Regions from separate parts of the Homo sapiens genome. Here region 1 is linked to region 2. The links are chromatin contacts, found by Hi-C or POLR2A ChIA-PET in ENCODE. All regions are on one chromosome and are shown on one strand. The core of a region is the stretch at or near the end of the contact, and the rest is flanking DNA. Distances in the headings are between cores, read along the strand shown. Region 1 has its middle 210 kb from the start of BMP7-AS1. Region 2 has its middle 170 kb from the start of BMP7-AS1.

The links. Hi-C counts contacts between places; a loop is a spot of excess contacts on that map. ChIA-PET counts read pairs that join two places held with the same protein, here RNA polymerase II (POLR2A). Pooled maps may share reads with other maps.
Region 1: a map of tibial artery shows a loop between it and region 2 (7-fold over the local background). The contact joins two enhancer-like sites. A Hi-C loop is called at or near these places in 2 of 168 maps with a recorded cell type or tissue (sigmoid colon and tibial artery) and 2 of 50 pooled maps. POLR2A ChIA-PET finds 5 or more read pairs at or near these places in 1 of 52 experiments (MCF 10A).

Annotation. Positions count from the first base shown.
Region 1 is chr20:57,007,176-57,009,875 of GRCh38, reverse strand. No RefSeq gene overlaps it. Among named protein-coding and RNA genes, the nearest start is that of BMP7-AS1, 210 kb to the left of the region's middle. Within about 2 kb of position 1,380, at least 2 of the 41 ENCODE cell types and tissues checked have a DNase peak (open chromatin) inside an H3K27ac peak, as active enhancers do.
Region 2 is chr20:57,046,417-57,049,116 of GRCh38, reverse strand. No RefSeq gene overlaps it. Among named protein-coding and RNA genes, the nearest start is that of BMP7-AS1, 170 kb to the left of the region's middle. Within about 2 kb of position 1,441, at least 2 of the 41 ENCODE cell types and tissues checked have a DNase peak (open chromatin) inside an H3K27ac peak, as active enhancers do.

The DNA.
Region 1 (2,700 bases), core at 131-2,630, 39 kb after region 2:
AGGATCAGACAGGATCCCATTTGTTTTTAGAACGATCACTCTGGCTCCTGGGTGTGGAGTGGAACAACCTGCATTTAGTTAGAGATGAGCGCACAGACATGGGTGAGGGCCTCTTCTGCAAAGATCAGCCTCCTGCAAAAACTTTTAGTGCTGAGAACTTCAGGATACACCTGCTGAGAGGGGCATCAAGGACTTCAGCTCCTAACCACCCAGAGTGGAAGGCCATTTGACTTCATGGAAGCTTTTCAACCACAAAAGCCAGCTCCCACTCCCACAGCTGTTTCTGATTTGAGACTCAGCTGGGGGCCATCCCTCCTGGGGACAGATGTCAAGAAAGAGATCTCCTGAGTTCACCTGTGCATCCAAGGGAGATGGCTCCGAGATTTACAGAGGGACCCCTGGCCGGCTCTCATTACTTAGGAACCAGCGACCTAATCTCAAAGGGTTGGGGCCTTGTTCCCACTTCCTGAGAACATGACATGCTTGCAACTCCAGTTTCTCCTCCATTGGGGATTTTTTTCTTTTTCCCAAGCTCTCAAACCATTGGGTGTCTGGAAGCCTAAGTTGGCCCAAACCACACAGAGTGGGGGAGAGAGAATGCAGCCCCAGATCTCCTCTGCGCCAGGCAAATGCTCCCTGCTGTACCTTAAGTACTGGGTGAAAATATGTGGGGGCGAGGACCCATCATCAGAGTCCAACCCTCGTCAACCACCGCCACATCCACCGTGTCCTGAATCAGGGCTCACATCAACCCACCACGTGGGCTCCATGATTAAAATCATTTCAGGAGCCAGGCGCGGTGGCTCACGCCTGTAATCCCAGCACTTTGGGAGGCTGAGGTGGGCGGATCAGGAGTTCGAGACCAGCCTGACCAACATGGTGAAACCCCGTCTCTACTAAAAATACAAAAAAATTAGCTGGGCATGGTGGCACGCGCCTGTAATCCCAGCTACTTGGGAGGCTGAGGCAAGAGAATCGCTTGAACCCGGGAGGCAGAGATTGTAGTGAGCCGAGATTGCGCCACTGCACTCCAGCCTGGGTGACAGAGTGAGACTCCATCTCAAAAAAAAAAAAAAAAAGAGAGAAAATAAAATCATTTCAAGAATGAGGAGCTGAGGCACAGAGGGGTTAAGTAGGTCCCCCAAGGTGACAGAAGCAGTCAGCAATGGCCCCAGAATTCAAGGCCAGGCTGTTGGGGTCTTTCAGAGCCCATATGTGTCACCAGACTCTACATCTTCTCTCTTAGGAGTGCAAGTCAATGAATTGTTCACCCCTGGATTCCAGGCAGGCAGGAATTCTTGTTCATCAGCATGAGCAGATGCCACATCTTGAATTTTCCCTGCACGTTAAGTAAGGATTTGGCTCTCGCCTGTTCTCTCCTCCCCCACCCACCTCTGCAGCTGACTTTAATGGCTTTTGACAGTTATTTGTATAATTTGAGTTTTGTGGCATCACAAAGATCTTTCTCCTGGGGAAGATTACATGAAACTGTTTTGACAGCTCTCACCAAAGGGGTAACACTTAATATATAACAGTTCATCAAACAAAACCGGGATCCAAGAATACCTTTTGCTGTTAGTCATGATGATATCACCTTTAGGTCTAAGAAAAAAGAAGGGGAAAAAAAAGACAGAAAACCTTCTTTATGCTGTGACATTTCTGAGAGAAAATCAAATCGTTGAACTGATGTATTTTGTGAAGGTGAAAGACCTGTCTGTTCTGCACATGTGATTAGAAAGTTTTGGAAATGAATGAACACCATTTGTAAGATAAATTTAAGGAGCCCTGAGTTGACTCCAAGCCCTCTGAGCTTTTTCTTTATTCTCTCTTCTCTGGTTGAGGAGTTGTTAAGTCTCTAAATCAATCAGCTATCTCCTTTTGAAATCCTGTTTGAAAACACTCATTCTCCCCGAGGCCAGCTACTCTGTTTTTTTCCTCTCTCACTGCCTGGGTAATTTGTTTTTAACTCTGCAACCCTGTTTTTTCTTGTTGGGGAGCATTTTCCCATAGAATTTGTGTTAAAAGAGCTTTTGAGAGATAAAGGTGGACCCAGAGCTTTCTGGAAGAGGACTGGAGTGGGGGATAGTAGCGGGAGAGCCAGGTACCAGGTGCCTTAATGCTAATAAGCAAATGCTGCTGTTTCTTTTCTTTTCTATTTTTTTTTTTAAGATGGAGTCTCATTGTGTCAGCTCACTGCAACCTCTGCCTCCCACATTCAAGCTATTCTCCTGCCTCACCCTCCCAAGTAGCTGGGATTATAGGCGTGCACCACCATGCCCATCTAATTTTTTGTATTTTTGGTAGAGATAGGGTTTTGGCATGTTGGCCAGGCTGGTCTCGAACTCCTGACCTCAGGTGATCCACCCGCCTCAGCCTCCCAAATTGCTGGGATTACAGGTATGAGCCACCGCACCTGGCCAAATGCTGCTATTTTTTAAATCTCCCCTGTACCACCAGCCCCAAACCTCAAGCAAACACACAAAAAAACCAAAACCAAAAACAGAAAGAAAGATCCTTAAAATAGAAGAGGCTTTATTCTCAAGGGACTGAAAGTTCCTTCTGCAGATTTTTGCAAACTAGTCATAAGGGCAATTAACTAATTACTAGAAGTCAAAGAGGCAAAGAAAAAAAAGCTTCCTGTTAGAAATCTTGAAATAACTGTCCTCAACCTCCATGTTTAATGCTTGGCTCAGGAGTCCC
Region 2 (2,700 bases), core at 192-2,691:
CTGCCCCTCTCCAGACCTCCAGGCTCTTCCTGCCTCCCTCATGCCTCTGGTGGGCCTGGTGAGTGTGGCTGTTCTCTTTTGTCTGAGTACTCATTGCCTGGATTTTATTACTTGAATAAATATCAAAACAAAGAAGAAAATCCTTCAACCAGCTCTGTCTTCATTTTCCACACATCCTTCCAGCCACGGGTTCCAGCCACAGGTTCATCCCCCAAGCTCCTCCAGAGGGGGTGTGTGGGAGCCCATGGAGGTGCTGGCCATGATCTCCCTGATGGCCCAGGTGACACACAGTGATGGAGCCCCTCTCCAGGCAAGGAGGCACCTTGGAGAGCAGGCTACCTTTTCAGAGTTCCCACCCCAGCTGTGCCTGTCTGGGCCCCTATTGTTGAATGAATGGAGATGTTACTCCCAATTTTGTCTTTCAATCATAATACTAGCCTCCTTTGTGAACCTTTTTTTTTTTTTTCAGTATGTGCCTATTTCTTTAGGCTGGCGCCCCAGGTTGGAATTACTGGGTGAAGATGAAATCACAGGTGGGGACTCTGATCCTTTATCACCTCTCCTGGGCCACCACCCTCTCACCTGGGCGTTCCATCGGCCTCCTCCCTGGGCTCCCTGCTGCCCTCCTGGCCTCTGGGCTGCCCATTCTCAACTTGGCAGCCAGGGGGTGCTGCTGCAACCAAAGTGTGATCTTAATGCTCCAGCCCCTGCAATGGATTCCTCCCCTCTCAGGGTGACAGCAAGGTCATCGCAGTGACTTATAAGCGGAGCAGAGCCAAGCCCTAGAGCAGAATTTCTCAACTACTGCACTTTTGACATTGGGCTGGGCCGTTCTCTGAGCAGGGGCTGCCCTGGGCATTGCAGGGTGTTTAGCAGTATCCCTGGCCCCCACCCACTCGATGGCAAGTAGTACTCCCCAAATTATGACAATGGAAAAATGTCTCCAGATGTCGCCAGATGTCCCCTGAGAACCGCAGGTGACGAGAGCCTCTGACTTCCCCTCCTCCCCTCCCTCCGGCACTTCGCTGTGGCCACGCTGGCGGTCTTGCTGTTTCTTAAGCCCTCAGCAGCTTTGCACTGGCTGTTCCTTCTCCCGGATGAGCCCTTCCCCAGATACCTGCCTGGCTCAGGCGTTGCCTTTTTAATGTCGTGACTCAAATGTCCCCTTCTCATTGAGGCCTGCCTGGACTCCCTCTTTAGAATAGCACCGGGCCCCCGTGACTTTATCAGGCTTTGTTTCCAACAAACTTGTCACCAGACACACTGTATTTTTATTTACTTATTAAGTAACTGGAACGCTGTCTCTGTCTCTCTGCCGGGATGTAATATCCAGAAGGGCAGGGATTTTTGTCTGTTTTCCTTGCTGCTGTGGCACCGGTGCCTGTCCCAGCACAGTACCTGGCCCCTAGCCAGGGCTCACTGAACGTCGCTTGAGGAAGAAACAAGGGATGACCTTTGATGCCAGAGTCAGAAACACGGTTTTTGGTGCCGCATGTCCGCCCCTCTCTGTGGACAGGGGGAGGCGGTGGGGAAGGCCCAGGTCTCCCAGAGCAACTGGTTTTGCTCCCTGAGGGGCTTGCTGGCCTCCTGGGGTGGAGGTGTCACCAGGGGCAGGATTCCTGCTGAGCAAGTGAAACACCCGCTGCAGGCAGCAGAGGGTGCAGCTGAGAGTTGGTCACGATTGCACTTCCGACTTTGGAGACCCAGAACCACTCCAGCGGAGGCCCTGGGGGAGCCCCTTCCCTTTTGGAGGAAGGAAAGGGAGACCTCTGTTTGCTGGCTGAGTCGGGGTGTGAAGCAGGTTGGGCAGGATGAGGAGGCCGAATTGGGAAGGAGGGGGAGGTGGGGGCTGGATTTAAATGGGGCCAGGCCTGAATTTCATCTCAGCAACTGCTCCGTAGGCCCCAGCTTTAAGAGGGGGTTCGCCCTCCACCCGCACATCCAAGACTCGTTGGAGCACTGGGGTGTGGTCTCCGGACAGTTCACAGGGATCTGCATTCCTGAGGCTGGGGGTGGTCAACGGATGGTCAAGATGAGCATGTCCCAATCAATGGAGGGCCTCCTTCCCCCTCCATGCAGGGTCTCTGTGCAGGGCGCTCGCCCAGGGCTTTGTCTGGGTCCTCTCCAGTTACCCACTCCAGAGGGGTCTCTGTGATGCGTCCTCGGCCACCCACCAGCATCACTAGTCCACAGGAGAGCATGTGAGGAGGGGAACCCCCGCCTGCACCCTGTGCCTGATGGCTCATTTGCTTCCATCCCTTCCTAGCAGCACTAGGAGGAGTCACTCTCAGGAGACCCACTTTATAGCTGAAGATACTGAGGACCAGAGAGGTGAAGTCTCCTGCCTAAGGTCACACAGCCCCTCAGTGGAGAAACAGAGATTCCAACTACAGTTCACTTCCCAGAAGTTTCCAGGACTTGAGCTTGAGGGTGAGGCAGGAGAAATCCTACTGAGAGCTTCTTTCCTCCTCCACTCACCAGCCCTGTTCTAGGGGCTTTGGACCTTGCTACTCAAAGTGTGGCCAAAGCCCATAGCATCAGCCTCTCCTGGGAGCATGTTTGAAATGCAGGTTCTTGGCCGGGCACAGTGGCTTACAGCTGTAATCCCAGCATTTTGGGAGGTGGAGGTGGGCGGATCTCTTGAGTCAAGGAGTTGGAGACCAGCCTGGGCAACACAGCAAAACCCTGTCTCTAAAAAAA